Linked DNA regions of Mus musculus: region 1 is linked to region 2. The links are chromatin loops, found by intact Hi-C in ENCODE. Cell type or tissue: heart. All regions are shown on one strand. Each heading gives the region's core, and the rest is flanking DNA. Links, peaks and the distances in the headings are about the cores only. Region 1 has its middle 58 kb from the start of Perp. Region 2 overlaps Gm32926 (predicted gene, 32926).

Evidence for each region. Peaks named below come from ENCODE experiments on the same cell type or tissue, not always from the same donor. Only the 100,000 strongest peaks of a DNase experiment are listed, where the experiment ranks them.
Region 1: a loop joins it to region 2, with 7 times the contacts of the local background. A loop is called at or near these places in 25 of 42 quality-filtered maps.

The regions. Positions count from the first base shown.
Region 1 is chr10:18,894,827-18,910,965 of GRCm38, reverse strand. No RefSeq gene overlaps it. Among named protein-coding and RNA genes, the nearest start is that of Perp, 58 kb to the right of the region's middle. In heart, for the core only: a CTCF peak has its summit at 6,667 (motif pointing right); no DNase peak of the experiment used is centred there.
Region 2 is chr10:18,751,762-18,767,900 of GRCm38, reverse strand. Gm32926 (predicted gene, 32926) reads right to left here. Exons shown (of 5, transcript NR_152783.1): 2 at 6,451-6,560. Among named protein-coding and RNA genes, the nearest start is that of Arfgef3, 16 kb to the right of the region's middle. In heart, for the core only: a CTCF peak has its summit at 7,435 (motif pointing left); no DNase peak of the experiment used is centred there.

The sequences.
Region 1 (16,139 bases), core at 3,115-11,114, 140 kb before region 2:
GCAGCTGGATGTGCCTTGGGACTTGTCAGGCAGGGGGATCTAACCTGAGTGTTCCTGGTGGCCAGATAATGGATCTGGGGGAAGGGGAGTAAGCTGGGCTTTCCCCAGAGGACTGAGCAGGCAGAGAATTTAGGATGTGGGGATGGGGGTGGGGGGAAGAAGGGAAGCAATCTAACCTGAAAGTTCTTCGTGCTGTGGGTCTGGTGAAGGTGGGCACAGAGGTGGCCGGACAATCCTGTGTGTCTGAGCTCTTGGTGCAACAATGTGATTTGAGTTTAATACCTGCTTCTCTTCTGGTCCCTGGAGTCTTACTACAACTAACACCCATAACCAGATGCAAAATTAATTCTACAGGAAAATCCAATGGATGACACTGCCGCAGACCTTCTGGGTCCCAGTGTCTGCGTGGAACGGGGTCTCTCGACGCGGGTGGGCAAAGTGTGGATGAATGACAGACAGACACACACACAGGAGAGTTTGTGTGGAATCTGAATGTAATTTTTCAAATCAAACATCAGACTTTTTATGCAGAAGACAACAAGGTAGTTGGGTGACATACCCACAAGGTACAAATGAGGTAACTGGATGCTTAATGACTCTTACACAGAACAGAGGAATGAAAACGCAAAGACTGGCAGGAACTGGGCAATAAAATAACTGAGACAGAGTCAGCCCTATCTAAGGTCAGCTATAGTCTTAGAAGCCAGGTGTGAGAACTTTTCACTCCTAGGGCAAGGGCTTTCACACCCAAGTCATGGTGCTAACTAGGGAGTTCCGTTCTAGCTAAACATCTCATGAATAATGCAATACTCTAAAACCACAGCAGGATCTACTTCCTAAACCATTGTAAATTCCTGTATATAGGTGTAACTCAGCTATAATTCTAAATATCTATTCTGGTTTCTCCTACGGTCAGAAACTTCTTTCTTCCTTAGTGATGGTAAATTCCTGTGAAGGGCAGTGACCTAACTTTTACTCAAAGAGATAGTGTAATACCAGGGGCAGTACTGAATTCCAAGCCCAAGGTCTTGCTAAGGACGAACTAGGACTGTTGGAACACTGGCAGACGGCTTTAGCTATGTCAGGATTCAATCTTAAAAGGCACTTATGATAGGAAAATATTGAAAGAGAGCACGTGGATCCATACACTAGACTAATGCGGGAATGGAATGCGGGAATGAAAAATCACTGTATGGGTAGGGAACGCTAGACTCCAGGAGGAGAGCTTCCTTGAAACTCTTTTGCCTCATGAGTGACTTTTAAGCCTCTCGGCTTGTCCAGTTGACTCGACCAGAGAGCGTAGCATGACACTAATTACTGCCTCCCAAACAAGAAATGGCAATTTATTCAAGTTTCTTTCTTTGCTTCCCTCTTTCTCAGAGCCTCATGGTTTGATGCAACCAAACCTCAAAATTCAGTCACAAGTATGGAGAGAATCTATCTGCCTTGCAATTCTGCTTGTGATCAGTAGGGAGAGCATCAGAGCCAAGAAAAGAGCTGTCAACATCTGGGAACTTCTTTGAAAACAGAAAGTTAGGGTCTTACTTGAAAAAACACTGAAAGTCTAGACTAAAATGTCTTAATCAATCAAGAGCATCTTTGTGACTCCCTGGCAGGTGTCCCTCATGCTTGGCAGCCCCATTCCCCTTCAACCCCATGTAATCTCAACATGGTAGACAGTGATCCTGGAAACAAAAGCAGAACCCATCATTTCTATTATAGAAACCCCGTAACCCGCCTACATAGCCGACCTGCCTGGACACGAGGCTCTGTCCACCTCTGTATCTGTTCCCCCTCTGTCCACTCTGCCCATCTTCCTCAATACCCAGATGAAGAAAAGAAAGGAAGGAAGAAGAGAGCAAAGGAAAGGAGAAGGGAGAGAAAGAGAAGGGAATGGACTATGTACTCATGGAGCTAGGTTCTGAGCTGGGAGAGACTGTCCACAGGAGAGCAGCCATCCATCCAGTTTTTGGGTTGGATCCTTGACTTGGCACAGAAGGCACAGAACACCCTTTCCCTGTATCTTGAGAAGTCTCGTCTGTTCTAAGCAGTTCCTTCCTGAAAAGCCCCCACCTTTTTCACAGTTTACCTTGTTTTCATTCTCTCATCTTCCACCCCTCCCCCTTTTTGAGATAGGGTTTCTCTGTGTAACCCTAGCTGTTCTGGAACTCGCTCTGTAGATGAGGCTGGCCACTAACTCATGGATCTTCCTGCTCTGCCTTCTGAGTGCTAGGATGAAAGATGTGAGCCACCACCAAAGGCTATCTATCTTTTTTCTCTCTTTCTTCCTTGCCACTTCCTATTGGGTAGAATGAATGCCTTGCATGAATATTCAGTAACATGGAAAGGTCTCTAGATATTACTGTGTTGTTCCAGGCATTTGTTAGTTCACCTTTTTGCCAAGATGACAGCTGATCTACATTTTAAAGTTTGAAGCAGAATGCATCTGTACTGGCAACAATCCCAAATTTTCCTTATTTGATGAATTTGAGGCCCGATGCTTATTCCAGAAAGCAAATTCATTTGGTTGAAAAATGTTATGAACTTTATGCATTGAATTAATTGCTTCTTACAGCACATTAACTAAATTCCTGACAAAAAGCAACAAGAAAAAAAAAAAAAAAAAAACAATTGATTTGGCTCCCAGTTCAGAGGAACACAGTGACAGGAACTGTTTAGTTGTGGCAGCAACCAGGAAACACAGAGTGAGGAATTCTGGTAATAAGCTGGTTTTATTCTTTTTCTCCCTGTTTCTTCTGTCTAAGGTCCCAACCCATCACGTGGTGCTACACACACTTTCAGTGAGGGTCATCCCCTTCAGTTAAACTTTGCTGGAAACACTCTTGCAGGTTCATGCAAAGGTGTGTCCCATTAATATGACATGCATTTCTTAATCCAACCAAGTCGCAATCAAATCCGTACAAGTAATACTGTCAGAAAGGAAGTCTTTCTAAGAGGAGGGATAGCTTTCAATTGGGCATAAAAATCCATAGTTGACCATTGGGAATAAGGAGGCCGCTGGCTCATGGCTGATTTTTAAATATTAAGATTGTCTGATGTTTTCTATCCACTATGATTCCGCAGGGTGGTCATTGGCAATCTGTGGAGCCAACCACCTTGGAAGGCAGGTGGGTGGCTGGGAGGCTCGGTGGGTGGTGGAACACAAGCAGTAGCTCCAGGCATTCTCAGGAAGGACATGGGCATGGGCAGCTTAGCAAGCCAGCCATGGGAGGAGCTAGGTGAGCTGGCTGTTTCCAGCACAAGAACAGGAGCCACTCTTCAGAATACAGGTGAGTGAAACAAGCATGGTTTTTAAATTTACGCTTGACAGATGGCACCCAACCTAGGGCAAAAATCCACTAATAATTTAGGGTTCTCGGATTGATTCAAACACAATAAAACAGGTCTGGAAGGAAGGGAGAGGTGGTTTTTCAGCCAGTGGAGCAGTCACATGACTCCAGAGCTTAAACAGAGAAACACAAGGGCAGACTCCGATCACAGACTCTGAGGTCCCCTGCTGTGAAAAGAGTCAAGATGGCTGCTCTGAGGCAGAGAGCCAAACATTAAAAGCTGCCTGATTTCCACAAGCAAGTAATCATAGGATAGAATTCTAGGTTTGGGTTAATCGTTTTTAAAGTTAGAAGAGAATATAGATTTTGCTTGAGCCGTGTAAAGAATTCTTCCCGTGGTTCAGAACTAATACAAAGAGTTTGGGCCCAGAGGCAATGAGACTACTCCTGTAGGCAAAAAGGCTGCAGCCTCCAAAAAAAAAAAAAAAAGATACAGGGAAATTGTATGGAAGTGGGTGGGGGAAGTCTTACAGGATAACTCATATTTTTGGAACACGAATTCCATGGGTTCCACAGGAATTTGGGGTTAAATATCCTGGCATGACAGATTAGGAAAAGTCTAAGAAAGGGTCTAAGAATAGGCTCATACAGTATTTGTTTAGTTTACTTCATTTGTTTTTAATTATTTTAATTATCAAAATGGGTATGATTTTGAGTTTTGTGGTTATTTTATTATTCCTCTGGGAAAGGGGTCAAGCTAAAAGCTTTCCTGGTTACTGGCTAAAGGATATGCTAATTTAGGAGAAAGACTTTATGTTTGTGTTTATAGAAAAGGCCGAGAGTTACATAGATCAGATATGACAGAGGGAGACGCCCTGAAGAACTAGAAAAATTCAAGAGAACCAAACAGGAAAGGTAAAGATTCTTTGTGCCATTCTTCACATGGCATGAATGAAGACTTATAATTGGTTATTATTAAAATTGGCTCATGAAAAGACTGTCTTTCACATGCTTAAACAACGAACAAAAAGTCTTTCTTAAGTAGTCAGTACACAATTCATACAGATGTCTTGATGGTACTTAAATTGTTTTGAGATTTGTATATTGCAAAATATACAGCTTTGGTGAGATTCATGCTGAACTCAGACATGCTGAACTGACCTGCTTGGACTCCCCGTGTCATGGATTCCAGGTCATGTGGCCTCACTCAACCTTTCAGATGGATCCAGTCAGAACTTTAGGCATCAGAGAATAAATAACAATTGTTGGCTGTAGCGTAACTTTCCCCTAATTAATCGATTGGCTAATAAAGACAACAAGAAGCCAATCGCTGGGCGAAAAGGAGGCGGCAGACCTTCCGGACTCAGTAGGAAGGAACAGGATGTGGGCCGGGAGAGGAAGCAAGATGTAGCCCAGGAACTGTTAGGCTTGGTGGCAGCTTCTGCCCTCAAAGACTTCCAACGTAAGAAAAGTTGATGAGTTTAGGACAATAGATTCCATACCCAAAATTTGTGTCATCTATTGATTTTAAACTAAGATTGTGCAGTGTTTTTCATTCATGGCAACTCAGGTGGGCCAGAGAGAGAGAACATAGCCAGGGCAGAATTCAGCCAGGCTTTGGAACGGGAAGATTGGGCAAAGGACCGAGCTCCAAGGGAGAGGTAACCGCAGCGAAGTGAGGGGCTGGCAAGAGAGCGCCTGCAGCTTGTCATGGGGACCGAGAAAGTGATAGCGGAGGTCTGGAGAGGCAAAGTGGGCATTTGCGGGAAAGGCTTTGGCTAGGAGAAACACGCGGTCTTGGTCTCTGGCTATGCATCTGGCTAGGAAGACACCACCAATGCTAGTACTTAGTCGCTTTGTCTTAGCTTTCTTAAGGCCTAACCAAATCTCCTATTTTCCCTACCTTTCCCTTCCCTTCCCTTTAAAGATACTTCATTGCCCCTGTTCAGCAGGAAGAAGCACGGAGAGTTGTTAGCCCAATATCCTGGGTTTGGGGGTCTGGAAATGGTTATTCTAAAGGTAATTCTAGGGAAATTTAGGAATGGTCATAATTTGAACAGGGAGGAAATAGGTAGAATTGACTACAGTCATAATCTTACATTGGTAGAAATCTCTATAATTGATACAAAGTTGAAAGTTATAATTTCTTACTTTGGTACAAAATTAATTTTGAAACAAAATTAAGGTTTTCATTGGTATGAATTTCTTATATTGATACAAAAATTGAGATTAGTATTGTTACTCTTAGAAAGACATTGTTCCTATAAGACTTTCAAGAATATGAATTTAGGGCCAGATAAAATACTCATGGTTCTGAGTTAATAATAAAAGGGTGTTTTTGAGATATTTACATTAGAAATAGCTGAGAGTTTAACGGCAACAGTTCAGATATACTTTGCATAGACAGATAATCTTCAAAAGTGTCAGAAGTCCACAGAATGTGGCAGGTAAGACATCTCATTATTAATAATCATTTGTCTAGAGACATGTTGCCCCTGACAGCACCCCCTTCACGGTTTGGAGAGGATATTGGGCATCACTACCTCCAGAAGTTTGCTTTTGTGACAGGGCAGCCACGCGGCAGAAGATGCCCTAATTCATCTACAGACGAAAATTTACTGTCCATGCAAGGACATAAGATGCAGGATGGTTGACAACTTAGTTCTGCCAAGACAGAATAAACTAATCCTTCATGATTATTCCTGTTTCACTTAAGGTCTATCAGATGTTCTGGGCCAGAAGGCTGAAGACAATTGCTCCAATTTTTTGAGGAATGGGGGACTGTGAAGGCAGTCAACTGTCTCTACAATTTCCCTTCTGTGTTTATTTATTGATTGGTTGATTGATTGATTGATTGATTGAGGATGGTATGTAATTTATATTTATATTTTAAATACCTTTGGGAACAGCAGAGAAACATAATAAAAAACAATATATTTTTTCTTTTTGATATATAATAATTTGTGATTGTCAAAAGACTATAAAATTTAAACAACTGAGACTAATTATGTTTCCATGAGTTTCACGGCATTGCTCCACAAGAAAATGACAATTAATTTGGATCTTCTTAAAAGCTGCGAACTTGATGATGTCCTGTGCAAGGTGCCCACCACAACATTGAGTGACCTCCAGTGAATAGGCCACCACTTCCTGACAGTGTTTGTAAGCACATGCCATCACACTGGTACATAGACATTCACAGTCCCCGCCCACGTTACATTTACACGTATCTTCATAGCAGTTTTTGGCATAAGAAGTAACGTCAATCACATTGCAAACTGATTTGATGAACAAATAAAATACAAAGTTGTCCATGCCTTTTAGTTTTCCATGTCTGCCCTCCCAGGTGATAGTACACCAATGTGCCACCAGGTGGCGACAGAGGATGGCAGGGGCCAAAGCAAGTTTTTCCAAAATGAGCTGTGATAAAGAAAAATGATGTGCTGTCGTACACTAGCAGCCTGACAGCACACCTAGAAGCTCTAGAACTAAAGGAAACAAATTTACCCAAGAGGAGTAGATGGCAGGAAATAATCAAACTCAAGGCTGAAATCAACCAAGTGGAAACAAAAAGAACTATTCAAAGAATCAACCAAACCAGGAGCTGGTTCTTTGAGAAAATCAACAAGATAGATAAACCCTTAGCCAGACTAACTAGAGGACACAGGGAGGGTATACTAATTAACAAAAGCAAAACTGAAAAAAGACATAACAACAGAACCTGAGGAAATCCAAAGCATCATCAGATCCTACTACAAAGGGCTATACTCAACAAAACTGGAAAACCTGGATGAAATGGACAACTTCCTAGACAGATACCAGGCAATAAAGTTAAACCAAGATCAGATTAACAATCTTAACAGTCCCATCTCCCCTAAAGAAATAGAAGCAGTCATCAATAGTCTCCCAACCAAAAAAAGCCCAGGACCAGATGGGTTTAGTGCAGAGTTCTATCAGACCTTCAAAGTGGGCCTAATTCCACCTGTCCTCAAATTATTCCACAAAATAGAAACAGAAGGTACTCTACCCAATTCATTCTATGAAGCCACAATTACTCTGTTACCTAAACCACACAAAGATCCAACAAAGAAAGAGAACTTCAGACCAATTTACCTTATGAATATCGATGCAAAAATACTCAATAAAATCCTCGCAAAACGAATCCAAGAACATCAAAACGATCATCCATCATGACCAAGTAGGCTTCATCCCAGGGATGCAGAGATGGTTTAGTATACAGAAATCCATCAACGTAATCCAGTATATAAACAAACTCAAAGGCAAAAACCACATGATCATCTCGTTAGATGCGGAGAAAGCATTTGACAAAATCCAACACCCATTCATGATAAAAAGTCTGGGAAAGATCAGGAATTCAAGGCCCATACCTAAACATAATAAAAGCAATCTACAGCAAACCAGTAGCAAACATCAAACTAAATGGAGAGAAACTCGAAGCAACCCCACTAAAATCAGGGACTAGACAAGGCTGCCCACTCTCTCCCTACCTATTCAATATAGTACTTGAAGTCCTAGCCAGAGCAATTCAACAACAAAAGGAGATCAAGGGGATACAAATTGGAAAGGAAGAAGTCAAAATATCACTTTTTGCAGATGATATGATAGTATATATAAGTGACCCTAAAAATTCCACCAGAGAACTCCTAAACCTGATAAACAGCTTTGATGAAGTAGCTGGATATAAAATTAACTCAAACAAGTCAATGGCCTTTCTCTACACAAAGGATAAACAGGCTGAGAGAGAAATTAGGGAAACAACACCCTTCACGATAGTCACAAATAATATAAAATACCTTGGTGTGACTCTAACTAAGGAAGTGAAAGATCTGTATGGTAAGAACTTCAAGTCTCTGAAGAAAGAAATTGAAGAAGATCTCAGAAGATGGAAAGATCTCCCATGCTCATGGATTGGCAGGATTAATATAGTCAAAATGGCTGTCCTGCTGAAAGCAATCTACAGATTCAATGCAATCCCCCTCAAAATTTCAGCTTAATTCTTCACTGACATAGAAAGGGCAATTTGCAAATTCATCTGGAATAATAAAAAACCTAGGATAGCAAAAACTATTCTCAACAATAAAAGAACCTCTGGTGAAATCACCATGGCTGAAGCTATACTACAGAGCAATTGTGATAAAATAAATAAATAAATAAATAAATAAATAAAGCTGCATGGTACTGGTACAGCGACAGACAGGTAGATCAATGGAATAGAATTGAAGACCCAGAAATGAATCCACACACCTATGGTCACTTGATCTTTGACAAGGGAGCTAAAACCATCCAGTGGAAAAAAGACAGCATTTTCAACAAATGGTGCTGGCACAAGTGGCAGTTATCATGTAGAAGAATGCGAATTGATCCATTCTTATCTCCTTGTACAAAGCTAAATCAAGGAATGCCACATAAAACCAGAGACACTGAAACTTATAGAGGAGAAAGTGGGGAAAAGCCTCAGATATGGGCACAGGGGAAAAATTTCTAAACAGAACAGCAATGGCTTGTGCTGTAAGATCAAAAATTGACAAATGGGACCTCATAAAATTGCAAAGCTTCTGTAAGGCAAAAGACACTGTCAATAAGACAAAAAGGCCACCAACAGATTGGGAAAGGATTTTTACCAATCCTAAATCTGATAGGGGACTAATATCCAATATATACAAAGAGCTCAAGAAGCTGGACTCCAGAAATTCAAGTAACCCCATTAAAAATGGGGTACAGAGATAATCAAAGAATTCTCAACCGAGGAATACCGAATGGCTGAGAAGCACCTGAAAAAAATGTTCTACATCCTTAATCATCAGGGAAATGCAAATCAAAACAACCCTGAGAGTCCAACTCACATCAGTCAGAATGGCTAAGATCAAAAATTCAGGTGACAGCAGATGCTGGCAAAGATGTGGAGAAAGAGGAACACTCCTCCATTGCTGGTGGGATTGCAAGCTGGTACAACCACTCTGGAAATCAGTCTGGCAGTTCCTCAGAAAACTGGACATAGTACCACCAATAGATCCAGCAATACCTCTCTTGGGCATATACCCAGAAGATGTTTCAACTGGTAATAAGGACACATGCTCCACTATGTTCATAGCAGCCCTATTTATAATAGCCAGAAGCTGGAAAGAACCCAGATGTTCCTCAACAGAGGAATGGATACAGAAAATATGGTACATTTACATAATGGAGTACTACTCAGCTATTAAAAACAATGAATTTATGAAATTCTTGGGCAAATGGATGTATCTGGAGGCTATCATCCTGAGTGAGGTAACCCAATCACAAAAGAAGTCACTTGATATGCACTCACTGATAAGTGGATATTAGCCCAGAAACCTAGAATACCCAAGATACAACTTCCAAAACACAAGAAAATCAAGAAGGAACACCAACGCATGGATACTTCATTCCTCCCTATAATAGTGAATAAAATATGCATGGAAGGAGTTGCAGAAACAAAGTTTAGAGCTAAGATGAAAGGATGGACCATCCAGAGACTGCCCCACCTTGGGGTCCATTCCATAATCAGCCACCAAACACAGATACTATTGCATACACCAGCAAGATTTTGCTGAAAGGACCCAGATATAACTGTCTCTTGTGAGGCTATGCCAGTGCCTGGCAAATACAGAAGTGGATGCTCATAGTCATCTATAGGATGGAACACAGGGCTCCCAATGTAGGAGCTAGAGAAAGTACCCAAGAGCTGAAGGGGTCTGCAACCCTATAGGTGGAACAACAATATGAACTAACCAGTACCCCCAGAGCTCGTGTCTCTAGCTGCATATGTAGCAGAAGATGGCCTAGTCGGCCATCATTGAGAAAGGAGGCCCATTGGTCTAGCAAACTTTATATGCCCCACTACAGGGGAATGCCAGGGCCAAGAAGTGGAAGTGGGTGGGTAGGGGATCAGGGTGGGGGGAGGGTATGGGGGACTTTTGGGATAGCATTTGAAATGTAAATGAAGAAAATATCTAATAAAAAAATTTAAAAAAAGAAAAATGATTAGTAATTTGTTGATCGTGGTTTTATTTCCATCATCTTTTAAACTACCTCCTAGAGAGTCAATAATAATCTGTCTCTTTTGACAAAAGTGATCATGAACAGTAATTCTGTTCTACAGTTTCCCAAGTCTGCTACTGTCAATCCAAGCTATGATCCAGGTTCCTACTATGTTTATTTCCCCAGACTCCTGCGCCTCTTGCTATATCCTGAGCAAAGAATCCCTTGATAAACCTACAAATAGTACAGAGAGGGGCTGAATGGCTGACAGCCAAAGTGCCAAAGGGCTTGAGACACTGGAGGTCACAGCAGAGAAGCCACTTAACAAATGTAAACATCTAATGGAATTATTTAATTTAAAATGCCTTTGAAGCAGTCAGGCCTCTCTCTCTTTCTCTCTCTCTCTCTCTCTCTCTCTCTCTCTCTCTCATTTTTCAATGCTTTCAGGAGCCCACTCTCCTGGAAGAGCCACAAACTTCATGTCCTGTCACAGTGTACACAGTTCCGTATCCCATCATGCATCGCATTGTGCCGTGGACTTTCAACGCTCGCTCAGCAGATGCATGGGTGAGCGAACGGTGGGCCACTAATGGGATTCCCATGTGCCCTCTTAAATTAGGAAATTGTGAGTCCTTTAAATTCCAGGCATCTTCTTTTGTAGCTTGTCAACTTTACTAATGAAATTATTTACATTTCTTTTGTTCTCACATCAAACAACATATTTCTCTGTATATAATCGCAAGTAACCAAATTACCTACTTTAAGGTGGTTTATATCTTTTCAAAAAGTCATATAATTAGACCTTGGAGGGAATTCAGATCACTTATTTTCAAGATCTTATTTTTAGTGTGTGTGTGTGTGTGTGTGTGTGTGTGTGTGTGTGTGTGTGTATACCTATGTGTGTGTGTGCTGTGGGTGTGGATGCCCACAGAGATCAGAAAAGGGCATCGGATCCCCTGGAAGTACAGGCAGTTGAGTGTTTGGAACCTAATTTGGGTCCTGTAGAAGAGTGACAAGCACTGTTAATTGCTGAGCCATTTCTTCAGCCCCAAAATCTCTTTGTTGAAGAATCACTTTCATTGTACATTTGAATGTAGCATAAAAATTACAGCTTTTCACAAATTGTGCAATACAGAAAGCATATTGTATATAAAAATTTGATCAAGCATATTGTATCAGGCCCTGTGTGTTTAGAATTCACAGTGTGATCTTTAATGTTGTGTATGTTCTTAAATTCATTGAATCCACCTAGAGGATGATTTGGGGCTGACCAGCTGGAGGAGAGGGTGTGGGGTTGATCATTTTTAAAACTGTGAATCAGACTGACTCCTCATTAGCTGAGCTGTCCTTCCTATAGAAACTTCTGGTTTGTGCTGTCTTCAGCAAGTGTGGAGTCAGCTGCTTTTACATAGTAGGCATTTGCTCTCTGGTATGGAGCCTTAAGAACTCGTGAACAGTTGTGCCTCATGCTCGCACTGGTTCAGAAATGAATGGGGGGATTAACTCTGAAGTGTTGGGGAAGACACCCAAGCATTGGTTCCTTTAGATCTAAGGCTCGGAGTGTGGAGCCCTAGGGAAGGCAGAGTTTGCCCTGGAGAATCATGCACAGCCGATGAGAATTGTGGTGAAGTGTGTGTTCACGTACAGCAACAACACTTCTCTTTTGACCTATTTTAGTATATTGCGAAAAATGGATGAAACTGAGGGGGAATCGTACAAAAGGATCTATGAAAGATACTGTTCACTCTCTCTACTTAGTTTAATATCTTAACATTAATAATATGAATGCTACATAAAACCCTCACATTGTACAATTATATAATACATAAGCTTGACATTGAGATAGAAAACTATCGGTTCTAAGTCCTGCTCAAAAGAAAGAAAGCAGCAGAAGGTTTTCAAAAGTCCCCCATGTTCCCTCACTCAGCCTCAGGGTGAGTGGCAAACAGCAGTTTGAGAATATTGTTGAAAATACCAGTAAAGGCAAGCAGTGGGAAGTGGATGTGACAAGCCAGTTTTTGTAAAGGTCTTTGAATAGGCCTGAGGCTGGGTTGGTAGAGTACCCTGTGGTGTTCCTCTTACCTTTAAACTTTTTTAGTTGATCATTTGAATCCATCTACACATGCTCTGACATTAGTGCTCTGGCTGATGGCTTTCCAATACTACACTGACTGGAAAGCCATATAAAATCAGTAGGGACCACACTTCAATTTTTGAAGTCCGTTCCTTTTCCTGAACCAATGGAATATGGTTAAGATCTCTTTCTGATTGTGGGTAAGGACAGCAAGCTATCCCTCCCTGGCAGCCTCATATCACCAGGGATGCAACCCGCACTCTGCTGAGAAGACTGGGTGTGTACCATGCGTCTCAGAATATCCTGACTCTACTAGGAACAAATCTCACTGAAAGTCCAGGAGCATCCATCCAGGTGCAGATGCTTCCAGAAAACATGGGCACGAAGCAAATCCATGCTTTATGTAGCCTCACGAGTCTGAGCCTTCACCTCACGCCTCACCAAACCTCTTTCTTGGTCTTCGTTTCTTCCTCTGTCAAGAAGCAAGCAGGACTAGGATAGGGATGGAGGCTTATCACTGTAATCCAAACACTCAAAGGCTAAGATAGAAAGGTTACCATTCTATGCCAGTCTGGGGTACGTAGCCAGACCCTGTCCCAAGAGGAAGGAGGAAGAAGCCAGTGCGCACAGACTGTGGAATTCAAGCTGAAGTCTTCTCAGACACAAGACAGGAGAGTGCAGGTGGGACTGGCCCCACTTGAGATATTCAGAAGAGAGAGTATGGAACCCTCATTTCAAATATGCCCTTTTTGTTTGTTTATTTTCTGACACGTAAATTCTAGCTAGGGCTTTGGCCTATTTCTCCTTGAATACTCCACCCTCAGGGCAGCTTCTCTTCAGGAGGAGCAGTCTTTAGATTTATGCTTCTTGAATATATTCTGAATCAAGACACTAGGGATCTCATTTAAATGATGATCTTGATGCAATTGGGCTGTGACTTTCTGTGGCACTAAAAAGCTCCCTGTGCTGATGCAGCTGTTAACATCAGTGGACCATACTTGCAGCAGCAAGAACTGAAGACATGATGTCTGCAGACTTTGGCAGAATGCCACGTGAAGAATGGTCCACCCTTGCTTTTGAGAAAGTTTATAACATTTGTGTTTGCTAGTTGAACAAAACCCTCTGCAAGCTGACCACCTGTAATGTGCTGTTCTAATCAAATAGGAAGCACAGAAAAAAAGAATTAGCTGACGTTTAACAATGCCTCATCGATAATGTATCACATGGTAATTATCATACCTACTCAGCAGGCTACATAATTGCATCATTAATTCACAAATCGCATCTGTAGCTGCTGCTTCTCTCTTGATCGTGTTCCTCCCAATACAAAACAACATTGTATCATCATCAAAGCCACGTGGTTGGTTGAATAAGCTTAAAGCAGAGTAAAAATGATGTTGTCACACTATTTTGTTTTTGATGAGGGAAATGCTTTAGAAAAATAAAGTATTCTCATTCTAATATGTGAGACAGGCAGGCTAGACAAAAGGGAACAGGGAGAAAAACCCAGCAACAATAATAATGGGGATTGATAAAGTCAGCCTGCTTGTTGCTTGAGTTTGAAACATGCTCTCACTCACTGTGAAGCAAGACAGACTGTAACTCCCCATATAGCCCACACTGGCCTTCATCTTACAGCAATCCTCCTGCCTCAGTTTCCTGAGTGCTGGAATTACAGAGAAATACCCCTCCTCCATGCCCATTGTGCTCTTTTGATGGCAGGTCAAGGAAGAAGGGGTCCTTTTCCCTGAGAGCCAGTCTTAGGACAAAGCTGTATTACTGGGTCAGCTCCTGAGCTGGTGAAAGCTGAATTCATAATACAGCCTTGCATTAGGAACCCTCCCTGTTGTATGTGCTCCTCAGTGTCTACATCCAGTCCAGTTATTCACACTCTGTCTAGCACTTTCTACCAAGAGTTTTCCTGAGCAGTATTTGTTCATTCTTCAGTTACTTTTCTGCTCTTCCCAATCACAATCCAGGCAGCAGAAAAAAGGGAAAGACAGAAGGACCTAAGGAATGACATCCAAGGTTTATCCCCCCATCCACACTCCCAACCCCCACCCCCTGATATTTGAGCAACAAAAGTTTGACTGGGGTCAAATCAGAACTCCTGAAGTGAGCTATCAGCCCCAAGAAGCTCCATCTGTAAACATTGAGCTGAGATACTGTGCCTTCTGGCTCATCGGAATCAAATAAGCTCTCTATCCACAGGAGGGGACAAGGACAACTCTGTAGCCTCCTGGTGCCCCACTGTGGTAGGAGTTGAAGTCTCTCTCTACATTTTTGGAGGTTCTCTCCAACCTCAACATTATGTCTGAAGAGAGCAATTTCTGTCAGGCTCAGGGAGACTTAGAAAAGGTTCAATATGATTGCAAAGTTGCTGACCCGACACTTTCCAGGTGGACTCATGACCACAGCATGTTGGAAGTTTCATTGGTGTTAGTGCTCTCGTCCTCCTCAGTGAGCAAAGGGTGACTCTGGAGGCCTGGGACAGAGGGGTGGAGGCCAGCATCTGGCAGTGCGTTATTTCGATGTAAAAAGATCATTATAGTGTGTGAGCTGTGATGAGCTGGGGTGGGGCCCACCTGACTCAAATCTGATGCAGCCAGGAAATTCAGACCCAGCAAATTACAACAAAGACAACTATGCCTCCAAATGAGAAATTACAATCAAAGGAGAGAGTAATTAAGTTTCCTAATTGCATAAGACACAAGGTTCCCTTCACCTACTTCCCTGGATTAGCAAGCTCCCATCCACTCAACCTGCAGGGGCTAAGAGCACTGTCTAGCTTTAAAGGAAACAGAGGTGAGTCCAAGAAGAGCTACCAAGTGGACATAAATGATGGTTCTTTCTATGTTACACTTCCAGAGGGTTACACAGAAGAAGCCTGAGTTACACACTACAGACACACAAACCCAAGAAGGAAGCCAGATACTGTCTGGCCAGACATCCCTGGCCACACCAGAGCTAACTCAGGTTAGAAGCTGTGGCCACTGGAAAGACTTAAGACACTCCTAGAACATGAGTGGAAGACGGGTTTGCTCCACTTCTAATTGCAGAAGCAGTACATGGAAGAAGCCGCCCATAGGATGTCCCTGGCTACAGGATTGGGGAGAAAATTGCAAGAAGCAACATGAGCCCCTCCAAGAGTCCTCAAAGGATCACAAACTTCAATGAATGCGTGTCCTGTGTAGCCACCATTGAGTCCTACCACCCTCTTCTAGGTAGTTTCCTTCTCATGGCCATGCCAAAGGTCTTCACTTAACAAGTGTCCCCCTGCTGCTTCTCCTTCCTGCTATGGCCTTAGGAAGAATGTCCCCAGGGAAGTAGCTGCTCCCCCAACCTGATCCCACATCCAGGCTATAGCGTACCTCAAGCAGCATTAGCAGTGTGGTCAGATGGTCTCTGAATATTTCATTAAAAAAAAAAACACATATCTGAAGTAATGTGTTTGAGGTGAGTGTTCACTCCAAAGAAATAAGAAATCTACCATTTCAGAGATCATTTGTTCTGCAGGGTGGGGAAGAGGAGTCTTGAGGCAGTGTGGGGAGGGGAGGAGCAGGGAGTAGCACACAGGGCCTTAGCTGTCAGTGTAGCTTTCCTGCTGCTCACCTCACCCTTTGTAGCTTCCAGAGTGCAGAAGCATGAGTGCTGTCTTTCCTGGATCCTCTAAAGGTAGCCATGGCAACGAGGCAATTCAGCCCAAGAGATAACTCAAATCATCTGGAGGGCTCCATGGTTTTTATCATCTGGAG
Region 2 (16,139 bases), core at 2,698-10,697:
GAGAAGGAGACTATTGGAACAATTGATGCTGGGTAGCTGAAGATAAGAAGTTAATGGTGATCAAGAAGAGACCAGTATCATTGAGGTGAAATCTTGGAAGTGTTTTCTGAGAGCACAAAGAAGCTGTGTTCCAGAGATGGCCAAGGATGTCCCTTGTGCTGCAGCTGTACTTGGTAATACATAAGAGTCACCCAGGTGGTACTGGTTTTGAAGGCATGAAGGGGTCATGAAGAACAGCTGAGGCTTGGTATTATGAGAGGCCATGGAAAGCCATTGGTGAAGGTGCAGCCTCGGTTGCAGTTAATGGCCCAGGACTGAAGGGGTCATGCAAAGGATTTGAAGCTTGGCACTGTGAAGAGAGCCTATAAGAGGCTATTGGTGAAGCCTAGTTGTAGTGGAAGACCCCAGAGTGTTGGAGATGCCAGTACCATGGGATGATCACCAATAACAACAGTGTCAATGGAATGAATCAACCTGAGCTTAGAGTGCTACAGAGGGCAGAGATTTTAGACAAGCCCAGAAAATCATGTGTGGATTGCAGACATCAAAACAAGAAGCTGTAACATTGAAGTTGCCTTGGAGACCCAAAGTTGTTCAAGATGCCAGAGCTATAGGCTATCTGCTGAGGAAAGTTGCTAACAGGGAGTGGAACCAGCCCAGGAGAAAGTTTGTTGCAGTCAACAAAGATGAAAAAAGAGCTAGAGATCTGAAGACTGCTTTGACATCAGACTTGGAGATGCAGAGTTTGGAGTTTGCCCATCTGGTTTCCTGTCTTGCTTTGAGGATTACAATTAAGTGATTGGATGAATGTCAGAAGAGACTTTAAACTCTGGATTTTTAACAATATATTTTCATTTATTATATATATTTTATATGTATATATTTTATTAAATATTTTAACTGCTATAAACTATGGGGACTTTTGAAGTTGAACTAAATGTATTTTGCACTATGCTATGTTTAGGTATGGTCCCCATAGACTCTTATATTTGAACAAGTGTATGTGGGCCAGGGAGTTGAATGTGATGGTTTGTATATGTTTGGCCCAGGGAGTGGCACTATTAGAAGGTATGACCCTATTGGAGTAAGTATAACTGTGTGTGTGGGCTTAAGACCCTCATCCGGGCTGCCTGGAAGCCAGTATTGTGCTAGCAGGCTTGAGATGAAAATACAGAACTCTCAGCAACTCCTGTGCCATGCCTGCCTGGATGCTGCCATGCTCCCACCTCGATGATACTGGACTGAACCTCTGAACCTGTAAGCCAGCCTCAATTATATGCTGTCCTTATAAGAGTTGCCTTGGTCATGGTATCCGCTCACAGCAGTGAAACTCTAGCTAAGACAGGTGTCAACTGTATTTCCCTTTTGCAAGTTCATGTTCTGAGAGACAATGTATTATCAGAATAGTCATGAATGGGCCAGACTGCAGACAATGGACTTGAAATATAACTAAAGCCACAGTCTCAGTTACGTTAATGCCATTCCTGCTTCAGCAGAGAAGCATCCTCTATTTTTGGATAAATCATTGGCTTGCCTGGGAAGTCACACACTAGCACAGCAGAGTCTGTGCCAACTCTACTCTTTGCTTGTTCCCCTAAATCCTTGAATTCTTACTAAAGTTTAGGTATCTGAGCTCCATGCCTCCAGAATAGTTTCTACAGTGCATGTGGTGATGGTAGGGGCCTGGGGCAAGGGGAGGAATAAAATGTATTGTTTAAGTGGTATGCCAGGACAACAGCATGTTTTATAGGCAAAGCAGATCGTGCGCTTATAATCAGCTTGGGTGGGTGAGTCTGCACCAAGAACTCTACGCAGTTCTTGTATTGAGAAGGACCTTTCCTGGGAAAATGATGGTTCTTCCATCCCTGAGAACCTACAGCGTTTCCACTAGAAAAAGGTTATCCTGGGAAGCCGCCATGTGTCTGTAACAGAGAAGACTTTTCTGATACCATGGCCAAACATCCCTGTTGCCTAGAACTGAGAACTATGGGGCAAAATAATTTTCAAAATGAATTCCTGTCTTGGTATTTTGTCATAGCAACCGAAAACAAATGAAGCTCCAGATGGGGAACAAAATAAAGGTTGATCAGGGAAGGAAGCTCACGTGTGCTACAGTGTTTGGACCCAGATTGATCACCTAAGGGCCTACAAGTCTAGAATACATGGATGGGAGGAAAATACGTGCTCAGTAGAAGGGCAGATGCCAAAAAAAATAGACACTCAGAGTGTTGAGTCTGAACAGATGCTTTTCCTAAATGTAGCAACCATTTAAGTCATTATTTTGCTGTGTGGAGAAGGAAGGGATTAGAGGAAAATGTGTGGGTATTTTAAACTAGCAACATGGCTGCTCTGGCAAGGGATCATAGCCAGAGACCTAGGTCTGAGTGATCCAGCTAGAGTAAAGACATGCCACACACCTTTAATCCCTCTATCTGAAATACAGACATGCCCTTAGTACATATCTTTAAGGTAAAAGTAGCTTGTAGAAGGAAGCAGCCATGTTTGAGAGTGATGTCTCATTGAAAGACAGACAAAGTAAGAAATCAGGGGAAACTCTGACAGAATGAGTCTGAGATAGGATTCACCCAATTCTCATGAGAACAGCACAGGCAGGAGAAGCCATGTAAGCTCTGCTCCGGGAGAGAGTGGGTCTGCTCTGTTCAGCCAGTCGAGTTCAGTACAGTTGAGATGAGGCAGTCGGTAGGGAGTCAGTGCAGTGAGGACAGAGCAGTGGAACTGAGTTCCTTTGTGAGTTCATGCATTGCAGTGCAGGTCAGCAGAGGCAGCTGAAGCCAGAGCATAATTAGGAGCCAGAAGATTAGAACAAATCGCCAGAGCTTGTTTAAGACCAAGCAGAGCAATTTAGTGAGAAGCTGAGAGACTCCAGATTGAAGCAGCCATCTTGGAAAGGACTTTGAGCCAGAACAGTTGAGTTGAACCAGCCAGCCAGAGTTCAGAAGGAATTAGTTAAGGCGAGCTTATTCAGAAGTAAGCCTCCAACACGGCAATTACATCTGGCAAATAAAAGTTACTTTTACAGAAACTGAGCACATTCCACCTATTTCTCCTGTTGGAGAGGGTAGTGGAATCCCTTTCTTTCATGGTAATAAAAGGAAATGAGAATGCACGACTTTCCTCTCTTACAACTTATTCATTCTTTCATTCATCCAAACAGTGTTTACCAAGCTGCTGCTTCACTTCCCGTCAAGTTCAGCTCAGCCAGCAGAGCAATAGAGAAAGGGTATTAGTTACTCTTGCATTTCCCTGACCAAAGTACAACAGAAACAAGTTAAGGAAGAGTTTCTTTTAGTTCACAGGTTCAGAAATTTCAATCCATGGTGATGTAAAGGTCTGAAAATAACTGAAGGAAGACCCCAGACTCAGATAGTATGCAAAGAACATTTATTCTGTAGAAACAACCAGCATGTGGTGGCCAACCAACTTTGAAATGATGACCCTAGACAAAGTCATTCAGGCCTTCTTAAAGGAAACTAGGGGAATTTTCTAGAAGGATTAGGTAATCTAAACTTCCAGGTGCTAGGTGGGTGCTAGGGGACCCTAAGGGTTGGCTTCTGATTGGCTTGTGGCAGGTGGTCAGTGGTCTGCATTCCTGTCATGTTTAACCTCAGGATAAGATAGGGCTACCCAACATAGATAAGATATTGTCCTATTCTTGTGGTTATCCCCAGGCTGGTTTTGGGGGAGGATTTTTTTTTTTTGACCTTGTTCTGGAGCTGGTACCTTATGCCTTAGTTTCTGGGACTTATGGTCTGTTCCTAGAGCTGGTTTCCTGGTACATATGGTCTATTCCTGGAGCTGAGGCATAATGGCTTTCTGTTTTAAATCAGGCCTTGTCCTTAAATGGAGACAAATGGGGTTTACAACAGCCTTTCATTGGCAGGGAAGGCATGATTCAACAGCCTTTGGGACACTAGGGATTGTTCATAGGGTAGTGGTCCAGAAAGAAGAAAATGGGCCCAGATGGAGAGGTGAAGTCAAAACCTTCAAAGGCCCACCCCTGTTGAGGAGTTACTTTCAAAAGCCAGACCTCCTAAAGTATTCACACCTCCCCAAAAGAGGACTCCAGTTCAGAGTCAAACTATCACAAAGAATAAGTGTAAGCATTGCCTCAAAACTCATGTGGCCAGTAGGAGACAAATATAGTGAAAGGAAGTTCTTGTTTACCAGGAAGAGAAGGTACAAGAGAACTAAGAGAACAATGTGCGAGCATGATGTACATTGGTGAGGTAAGACTTCTTTGGGAATGGAAATTTATTCTCAGATAGGAAAGGTGTTGCAAATATTTGTGTGTGAAATGCCACAAAGGACAGGAAGGACAATAGTGTGAATGAGACAAGATAGAAAGGTAAGTGAAGTGGAAATTTCCGGTTTCTTGAACACTCAGTTGTGTCTCGTGGCGTTTTTCTGGAAGCTGTCTTCTGAGATGGCATGTGATGTTTTCCTGAAAACAGCTACTTAAGGGGGCACATGATGTTTAGGAAGAATATAAATGGACCACCTCCCCCCCAATAGTGAGAGGACTCTCTTGTATTGTTATACTGTGTAACACTTCACTGGTCTGCACTTAGTAGAGAGAAATGCACCAAAGAACTTCCTGTGGTACGCTGGCTCATTCTAGCCACCTCTGCTGACTTGTGCTGATTCCTCTGAGCCTTGCTGTTTCTCTGGATTGAGCAGCCACTACTGATTCATGTTTGGTGTTTGCTGTTGAACTGGACTGCTGGTATCCTGACAACAAAGAGTGGAATTGCTTCAAGGAACTACTTCCAAACATGTCCAGAACTCCTATTCCCTACTACCCCTTTTCCCCTATGTTTAGTCAGTGTCTAGAAGGCTGGTTGAAGTGTTTAAGAACCCTAAATAAAGGTTTTGATAAATCAAAGCTTACAGGTTAGCAGCCCAAGAGTAAGATGAAGAGCAGACCAATTATATTTGCATGCTATGTTAAATGTTTGGGATTCACCACAGGCATAAAGCTCTTAGCTAGATATCAAGGAATGAGTGGTGTACCCAATTCTAACAGGAAAGTCTTTTGTTCAGCACAACCTCTGTCTCTCCCAAGCCTCCATGTCCGCTCCAGTTCCATCACATAAATAGAGCTGACATAAGTGGCTCTTTGGAGGAAGAGAAAGATAATTCACAAAGCTAGAACCGTTATTAACAGTGTCTGAGCTTTTAGTTCATCATTGTCTGACATTAGTCTGGAGAAACATTTATGCCATGCACAAAACTCTGCTTTGTGTATATTTATTCAATAAATCATATAAAGATATGTGTGGATCACATAAAACTCAGAACATATATTAAGTGACAGAATTTATTCAACATCATGTCTAATAAAAAACTCTCAGTTTGAAATTTACTGGGTGTAATGACAAAGAGAAAATTTAAAACGTGTATTTATGACCCAAATCAATTCTAACCAGGAAGAATATGAAAGGAGAGGGCCTAAACACAAGAAAAAATAGTTTCAGTTCAAATAGTTGATGAGTAACTTCTATGCAGGATCTATATTCTTATGACTTAAAATAAATAACACCAAATATTAAAAACTGACTAAGGCTCTGTATAGATATTTCTCTAGGGAACTTATACAAATAGCCAAGAGTCCAGGGGAGAAATTTTAGATAACTTTTGTCATTTAAAAAATGCAGATCAGAATTTCAATAAGATGTCACTCTGTCATAATTACAAAACCAGAGAACATTGGCAATTAATGCTATCTGGAGAATCTGGCTCCCTCCTACAGTAACAGGCAGGATGTGAGCTGGTACAGCCACTGGGGAAAATATCTAGGTAGCCCTTCAAAGCATTCAACAAAGAGTAACCATTTGACCCAAACTCCATCTAAATTTATACTCGAGAAAGGAAAACATGTTTGCAGGCAAAACAAACAAACAAACAAACAAACAAACAGATTACTAAAGATTTAAAGCAATATTACCAGAAATAGTACAAGTTAAAAACAGTCTAGAGTTCCATTAACTGATAAGGTTTAGTAAAGTCTGGTATACTCTTAAAATGCTTATTTTCTGTTAAAAAAAAAAAAAGAATGCTCATACATGCTACAGAATAAGTCTTGAACTCATTGTGCTGAGTGAAAGAACTCAGTCACAAAATGTCATATATTTTATGATACCTATACATTGGTTTCCTAAAATGGCAAGTCCACAAAGTCCGACTAGCAAGATGGGTATGTGGAGGACTCAGGGTGAGTATGAAAGCATATGGGAAACTCTCCTTGAAAATAAGTTTCTTGTTGAAGTGATAGAAATATTACCAGACTAATTGCAGTGATGATTCCAAAACTGTGTTCAGAAACTAAAAATGAAGATTTTCCATTTTAAATGGAATTTTCTACTATATAAATCATATCTCAATAAAGTAACCATGAAAAACAAGAAACAAGCTGAACACTACTGTACTTACCTTGGTGGCGTAGTGCACGTCTTTAATCCTATCATTTGGGATTTCTGAGTTTGAGGTCAGCCTGGTATACTGAATGGGTTCCAGGATGATCAAGGCTATACCAAGAAACTCTGCGTCAAAAAACAAAAATAAAACAAAAAAACAAAATTATATCTATAATTAAAAATACTTACTGAAAGAAAAGAACTATTGCAACTAAATATCTGACAGCAGCGCAATGTCAACTCTACACCAGCTTTTCTAGAAAAGAGAGAGGAACAGTTATTCATGTGTTTTATAAAGGCGCCACTACCCTGATACCAAATCCAAATAAAGAAAGCATGGCATAAAACTGTAGGTCACTGCCACGTGTGTATCGAGACATGAAAGTTCTTAAGATATTATCAATGTTATTCAAAGGATAACAAAATGCCATGATCCACATAGGACTTATATCTTGAGTGGAGGATTAGTTCAACACTTGAAAAGTCAATGTAATTCCCCATATTAAGGCCACAAAAATAAACACGATCATTTCAATAGCTCCATGAAGCACGTCAGAAAATGTACAATGCTATCTATCTGTTAGGAAAATAGAATACTAAAGAGAGAGGGAAAGTCCCTCAACCTGATCAAGGCTCTCTACAAAAAAACTCTTCTCACTATCATCATATCTGATGGCTTAAAAAAACAAACAAACAAAAACCCCACAAAAGTCCAAAAAACAAACTCTACATCTCTTCTTTCTACAGTGAAGAGAAAATCAAAGTCATCAATTCACTTTTAGTACTGTACTGTAGCTAGTTCAATTTTGACTAGTAAACAAACAGCACACAAATAGAAAGGAAGCAGTAAATTGTAATCCTCACTGTGGATGGCATAAACATGTATATTTCCAAAACCTGGGGCTGGAGAGAGAGTTCAGTGGTTAAGGGTGCTGGCTGTCTAGAAGACCAGGGTTTGATTTCCAATATCCCAGTGCTGGTGAAGAGACATCTTTAACGCCCATCCCAGGGTATCTGCTGCCCTCTCCTGGCCATCTTGGGAACTGCACACATGTAGTGCACAGATAATACATGTAGGCAAAAGACAGACAGACAGACAGACAGACAGACAGACAGACACACACACACACACACACACACACACACGCACACACACACAAAATTAAAGCAACCTGTAAGAAATATATTATAAAACCTCACTGAAATTAATAAATGAATGGTATATAGTTGTAGGTTACAAAAGCAACCTATAAAATCAAGTGAATTTTTATATACTAACATCATGTAATTGGAAATGAAAGATAAATAATATAAGTGTCCTGGAGAGATGTAGATAAGGACACTTGCTGTGCAAGAATGGGGAGGTGAGCTTGAATCTCTAACACCCATGTAAACAGACAATGTCCAGGTATGCCTGTAACCCCAGCTCAGGACTGTCCAGCCTTGCCAAAATGAAAGAGGGGGGGGAGGGAGAGGGACAAGGACAGGGAGGGGGAGAGAGAGAGGGCAAGGGAGGGGGAGGGGAGGGAGGGAAAGAGAGGGAGGGGGAGAGACGGAGAGGGAGAATATTATTTACAGTAGTATCAAAAAGGTGAAGTACATATGACTGTATTGAGTTATGTTGGGAGCCATTAAGATAACACAATTGGGGGGGCTGGTGAGATGGCTCAGTGGGTAAGAGCACCCGACTGCTCTTCCAAAGGTCCGAAGTTCAAATCCCAGCAACCACATGGTGGCTCACAACCATCCGTAACGAGATCTGACGCCCTCTTCTGGAGTGTCTGAGGACAGCTACAGTGTACTTACATATAATAAATAAATAAATAAATCTTTAAAAAAAAAAAAAAAAAGATAACACAATTGTCCTGATCTCTGAATTGGGCCTCTACCCCAAGAAGAAAAGGGGGTCAAAAGCGGGCCATGACACACTGTTCCGAGAACAACCACAGAATGTTCCAGCCCTAAGTCATCGCGGATGTCCTGACCACACCCTGATACCGCCAAGTTCCTGCTTCCCCATGTAACTGCCTAAAGAAAGTGCAATTCTATTGCCCCACCCCTCCCGCTGATAAGTACCTGTACTTCCCCTTTTCCTTGTGCAATTCTACTGCCCCATCCTTCCTGCTGAAAGGCACTTCCCCTTTTGCTTGTGCATTTAAACCTTGGACCTGGCTAATACATTGGGGCTTTGATGCAACTCAGAACGTTTCCATGTCGTTATTCACACAAGGCCCTTGTCTCTCTCTACCCCCCATTTGGTTCTTAGGAGAAGGTCCCCTTGAGACGCTCGAATTAACTGGACCTGCTAGACGGGTCAGAGTTATAAGCAACCCTAGGTACAGAAAAAGCCATAAAATATTGCTAAGTGAAAATTCCGTTCATATGGACCAGAGACTCAATAGTATTCATGTAATTTTCCAAAAACTTCTCTACAAATTCAAAACAACCCAAAATAAAATCTCTGTGTAACTTTTAAATCAACATTGACAATCCTATCTGAATGTGGCAACACATCTGCTATCTATATTTGGAACTTGAAGACAGAAGGACCTGAAGTTGAAGGTCATTGTGAGTTGTAGAGTAAGTTTGAGACCAGCCTGGGCTATGTGAGACTCAAAGGACAAACTTACTACCTCAGTTCAAGAAGTTTTAAAGATCTACAGTAATCAGATTATCTGATAAGGAGAGGGTTCTGCTGTTTGTCAGCATAAAGACAAGTCTTGGCCATGGATCCACTCTGTATTTTGAATATAGCCATGGCTACTAAATTGAATGGGTATTTAACTGACTCACCGATTCACCGAGGTTCAACTTACAACTGTTCTCACCTTATTAGGGTACAAGAGCAATTTACGGTAGTACAAACCATATTTGTGTTTACGCTTTTCCTGAGCACATGGAGTGCTGTCCTCTCAATCACAGGAGACAGATGCAGTTCTCTCAATACTGCATCTCAGTAGACAGATGTAATTCTCAATGAACCCCAGTTACTGGGAACACAAGTGACACTGTAGTGTCCTATACCGCTCAGTGAAGGTGTTTGGCTGGCTAGGTGTAATTAATGTATTTTCATCTTACTACAGCTTCAACTTATGGTACATTTATTCAGATGGAACACACTGAATGTGAAGGACCCTCAGTATATACTCACCCAAACTTATAGCACAATTAAATTTGTTAATTGTATTATATGTAAATCCTACCTCCATATAGCTTTTTAAACTGTTTTGATTTCTTTAGAGTTTTGTTTATTTTGTTTATTTGTTTTGGGTTGTTTTGTTTTTGTTTGTTTGTTTGTTTTAGAGATATGGTCTCTGTTCTGAAACTCACTATATAAACCAGGCTGGTCTCAAACACACAGAGATATGCCTGCCTCTGCCTTCTGAGTGCTAAGATTAAAGGTGTTTGCCACTATGTCTGGTCTCATTAAGATTTTTAATCAGGTACCATGAGGAAGATTCTACTTGAGAATAATTTCTATGCAGAAGACTTATAAATGAGTTTTTAAATTAAATATATACATTGTGTGTGTGTGTGAGTGTGTGTGTGTGTGTGTGTGTGTGTAAGGTTGTTTTGACTGTGTGTATGTCCAGGGACCACTTATATGGCAGGTATTTACAAAGGCCAGAAGTGGGTGTCAGATCTCCTGGAACTAGAGTTCCAGATGGTTGTGAACTGCCCTGTGAGTACAGGGAATTAGATCTATGTCCTCTAGAAGAATGGCCCAGTGCTCTTAACCACTGAGCCATCTGTTCAGCCTCTTAATTTTTGTTCCTGTTTTTGATACAGAGTTTTCCTATATAGCCTAGGCTGGTCTCCATCTTTCAGTCTTCCTGCCTTGGCCTCCTGCTGCGATGGGCTCAGAATATTGCATGATTCTTTTAAAAGATAGTACAGTTTAAGTATTATTAAATTTAAAAAGGGTATAGCATCAGTCTTTTTACTTATCAACCCATTTCTAGAGGCCTTTTAAGAAGGGCATTACTACAGGGAAACCCTGTCTCGAAGAAGGAGGAGGAGGAGGAGGAAGGAGGAGGAGGAAGAGGAAGAAGAAGAAGAGGAAGAAGAGGAAGAGGAAGAAGAGGAAGAAAGAAAAAGGAAGGAGAAGGAAGAGGGTATTAATTACTAGAAAACATGTGCATGAATAACTGATTATACTTTGCTCTAGAAATCCCAATGGGTAAGAAAAAATGCACGGAGTTAAGGGTTTCATTGGATCATAAAGTAAGTCTTTTGAGAGCTTTATAATCATCTCAGAGGACACATATTTCATTAAGTCTTTATTTATGTCCCTTTAATGCTCCAGACATTATTCTGACATTCATAATGTGACAGGTAATAAAAAAAAGTTCAACAATATAGAGATATATTTTGGTTCTATAAAAAGAACATTCTTTCAATTACAGATGTCTTTCACACACACAAAACAACAACAACAACAAAACAACAACAACACAAACAAAACCTTTTTAGCTTCTATGAGCAAAACCTCAGCACAAGTCCCTTCTGGTCCTGCCAGCACCGGGGTACCTAGGGCGCGGAGTCAGCTGACACCCGCAAGCTACCCACAAGACCGGCCACGGGATCTTAAGACCTCTGGTGAGTGGAACACAGCTGCTGCTCCAATCTCGCGGGACCTGAGACTGAATTAATTAATTAATTAATTAATTAATTAGGGAAGCAGAAAACCCAGTCTGATCAGGGGCACAAGTCCCTTCTAGTCCACGCCAGCACAGGGGTACCTTGGGTGTGGAGTCTGTGGACACCTGTAAGGTATACACAGGACCATCCATGGGATCTTAAAACCTCAGTGAGTGGATCACAACTTCTGCCAGGAGGCAGGTTCGAACACCAGATATCTGGGCACCTTCTCTGCAAGAGGAGAGCCTACCTGCAGAGAGTACTCTGAACAATGAAACTCAGGAGAGAGCTAGTCTCCCAGGTCTGCTGATAGAAGCTAACATAAACACCTGAGGAACAAGATCTAACCAGAGACAACTACAACAACTAACTCCAGAGATTACCAGATGGCGAATGGCAAATGTAAGAATCTTACTAACAGAAACCAAGACCACTCATCATCATCAGAACGTAGCACTCCCACCCCACCTAGTCCTAGGCACCGTAACACACCCGAAAAACTAGACCCAGATTTAAAAGCATATCTCATGATGATGGTAGAGGACACCAAGAAGGACTTTAATAACTCACTTAAAGAAATACAGGAGAACACTGCTAAACAGGTAGAAGACCTTAAAGAGGAAGCACAAAAATCCCTTAAAGTATTGCAAGAAAACACGACCAAACAGGTGATGGAATTGAATAAAACCATCCAAGACCTAAAAAGAGAAGTACACACTATAAAGAAAACCCAAAGTGAGGCAACGCTGGAGATAGAAAACCTAGGAAAGAAATCTGGAACCATAGATGCAAGCATCAGCAACAGAATACAAGAGATGGAAGAGAGAATCTCAGGTGCAGAAGATTCCATAGAAAATATCGGCACAACAATCAAAGAAAATACAAAATGCAAAATGACCCTAACTCAAAACATCCAGGAAATCCAGGACACAATGAGAAAACCAAACCTACGGATAATAGGAGTAGATGAGAATGAAGATTTTCAACTTAAAGGGCCAGCAAATATCTTCAACAAAATTATAGAAGAAAACTTCCCAAACCTAAAGAAAGAGATGCCCATGATCATACAAGAGGCCTACAGAACTCCAAATAGACTGGACCAGAAAACAAATTCCTCCTGACACATAATAATCAGAACAACAAATTCACTAAATAAAGATAGAATAGTAAAAGAAGTAAGGGGAAAAGGTCAAGTAACATATAAAGGCAGGCCTATCAGAATTACACCAGACTTTTCACCAGAGACTATGAAAGCCAGAAGAGCCTGGACAGATGTTATACAGACACTAAGAGAACACAAATGCCAGCCCAGGCTACTATACCCGGCCAAACTCTCAATTACCATAGATGGAGAAACCAAAGTATTCCATGACAAAACCAAATTCACACGTTATCTTTCCAGGAATCCAGCCCTTCAAAGGATAATAACAGAAAAAAACAATACAAGGACGGAAACCACACCCTAGAAAAAGCAAGAAAGTAATCCCTCAACAAACCAAAAGGAAGACAGCCACAAGAACAGAATGCCAACTCTAACAACAAAAATAATAGAAAGCAACAAATACTTTTCCTTAATATCTCTTAATATCAATGGACTCAATTCCCCAATAAAAAGACATAGACTAACAGACTGGCTACACAAACAGGACCCAACATTCTGCTGCTTACAGGAAACCCATCTCAGGGAAAAAGACAGACACTACCTCAGAGTGAAAGGCTGGAAAACAATTTTCCAAGCAAATGGTCTGAAGAAACAAGCTGGAGTAGCCATTCTAATATCGAATAAAATCGACTTCCAACCCAAAGTTATAAAAAAGACAAGGAGGGACACTTCATACTCATCAAAGGTAAAATCCTCCAAGAGGAACTCTCAATTCTGAATATCTATGCTCCAAATGCAAGGGCAGCCACATTCATTAAAGAAACTTTAGTAAATCTCAAAGCACATATTGCACCTCACACAATAATAGTGGGAGACTTCAACACACCACTTTCATCAATGGACAGATCGTGGAAACAGAAACTAAACAGGGACACAGTGAAACTAACAGAAGTGATGAAACAAATGGACTTAACAGATATCTACAGAACATTTTATCCTAAAACAAAAGGATATACCTTCTTCTCAGCACCTCATAGTACCTTCTCCAAAATTGACCATATAATTGGTCACAAAACAGGTCTCGACAGATACAAAAATATTGAAATTGTCCCATGCATCCTATCAGACCACCATGGCCTAAGGCTGATCTTCAATAACAACATAAATAATGGAAAGCCAACATTCACATGGAAACTGAACAACACTCTTCTCAATGATACCTTGGTCAAGGAAGGAATAAAGAAAGAAATTAAAGACTTTTAGAGTTTAATGAAAATGAAGCCACAACATACCCAAACCTATGGGACACATTGAAAGCATTTCTAAGAGGGAAACTCATAGCTCTGAGTGCCTCCAAGAAGAAACGGGAGAGAGCACATACTAGCAGCTTGACAACACATCTAAAAGCTCTAGAAAAAAAGGAAGCAAATTCACCCAAGAGGAGTAGGCGGCAGGAAATAATCAAACTCAGGGGTGAAATCAACCAAGTGGAAACAAGAACTATTCAAAGAATTAACCAAACGAGGAGTTGGTTCTTTGAGAAAATCAACAAGATGATAAACCCTTAGCTAGACTCACTAGAGGGCACAGGGACAAAATCCTAATTAACAAAATCAGAAATGAAAAGGGAGAGATAACAACAGATCCTGAAGAAATCCAAAACACCATCAGATCCTTCTACAAAAGGCTATACTCAACAAAACTGGAAAACCTGGACGAAATGGACAAATTTCTGGACAGATACTAGGTACCAAAGTTAAACCAGGATCAAGTTAACAATCTAAACAGTCCCATATCCCCTAAAGAAATAGAAGCAGTCATTAATGGTCTCCCAACCAAAAAAAGCCCAGGACCAGATGGGTTTAGTGCAGAGTTCTATCAGACCTTCAAAGAAGATCTAATTCCAGTTCTGGACAAACTATTTCACAAAATAGAAGTAGAAAGTACTCTACCCAACTCATTCTATGAAGCCACAATTACTCTGATACCTAAACCACAGAAAGATCCAACAAAGATAGAGAACTTCAGACCAATTTCCCTTATGAATATCGATGCAAAAATACTCAAGAAAATTCTCGCTAACCGAATCCAAGAACACATTAAAACAATCATCCATCCTGACCAAGTAGGTTTTACTCCAGGGATGCAGGGATGGTTTAATATACAGAAATCCATCAACGTAATCCATTATATAAACAAACTCAAAGACAAAAACCACATGATCATCTCATTAGATGCGGAGAAAGCATTTGACAAAATCCAACACCCATTCATGATAAAAGTCTGGGAAAGATCAGGAATTCAAGGCCCATACCTAAACATGATAAAAGCAATCTACAGCAAACCACTAGCCAACATCAAACTAAATGGTGAGAAGCTGGAAGCAATCCCACTAAAATCAGGGACTAGAAAAGGCTTTCTACCTTTCTCCCTACCTATTTAATATAGTACTTGAAGTCCTAGCCAGAGCAATTCGACAACAAAAGGAGATCAAGGGGATACAAATTGGAAAGGAAGAAGTCAAAATATCACTATTTGCAGAGGATATGATAGTATATATAAGTGACCCTAAAAATTCCACCAGAGAACTCCTAAACCTGATAAACAGCTTCACTGAAGTAGCTGGATATAAAATTAACTCAAACATATCAATGGCCTTTCTCTACACAAAGGATAAACGGACTGAGAAAGAAATTAGGGAAACAGCACCCTTCACAAGAGTCACAAATAATATAAAATACCTTGGTGTGACTCTAACTAAGGAAGTGAAAGATCTATATTAATAAGAACTTTGGTCTCTGAAGAAAGAAATTAAAGAAGATCTCAGAAGATGGAAAGATCTCCCATGCTCATGGATTGGCAGGATTAATATATTCAAAATGGCTGTCCTGCTGAAAGCAATCTACAGATTCAATGCAATCCCCATCAAATTTCCAGCTCAATTCTTCACTGACATAGAAAGGGCAATTTGCAAATTCATCTGGAATAATAATAAACCTAGGATAGCAAAAACTATTCTCAACAATAAAAGAACCTCTGGTGGAATCACCATGCCTGAAATTAAGCTGTACTACAGATCAATTGTGATAAAAACTGCATGATACTGGTACAGCGACAGGCAGGTAGATCAATGGAATAGAATTGAAGACCCAGAAATGAACCCACACACCTATGGTCACTTGATCTTCGACCAGGGAGCTAAAACCATCCAGTGGAAAAAAGACAGCATTTTCAACAAATGGTGCTGGCACAACTGGTGGTTATCATGTAGAAGAATGTGAATTGATCCATTCCTATCCTCTTGTACTAAGGTCAAATCTAAGTGGATCAAGGAGCTCCACATAAAACCAGAGACACTGAAACTTATAGAGGAGAAAGTGGGGAAAAGCTTCGAAGATATTGGCACAGGGGAAAAATTCCTGAACAGAATAGCAATGGCTTGTGCTTTAAGATCGAGAATTGACAAATGGAACCTCATGAAACTGCAAAGCTTCTGCAAGGCAAAAGACACTGTCAATAAGACAAAAAGGCCACCAACAGATTGGGAAAGGATCTTTACCTATCCTAAATCAGATAGAGGACTAATATCCAATATATATATATAAAGAACTCAAGAAGGTGGACTCCAGAAAATCAAATAACCCCATTAAAAAATGGGGCTCAGAGCCAAACAAAGAATTCTCACCTGAGAAATACCGAATGGCTGAGAAACACCTGAAAAAATGTTCAGCATCCTCAATCATCAGGGAAATGCAAATCAAAACAACCCTGAGATTCCACCTCACACCAGTCACAATGGCTAAGATCAAAAATTCAGGTGACAGCAGATGCTGCAGAGGATGTGGAGGAAGAGGAACACTCCTCCATTGTTGGTGGAATTGCAAGCTTGTACAACCACTCTGGAAATCAGTCTGGCTGTTTCTCAGAAAATTGGACATGGTACTACCGGAGGATCCCGCAAT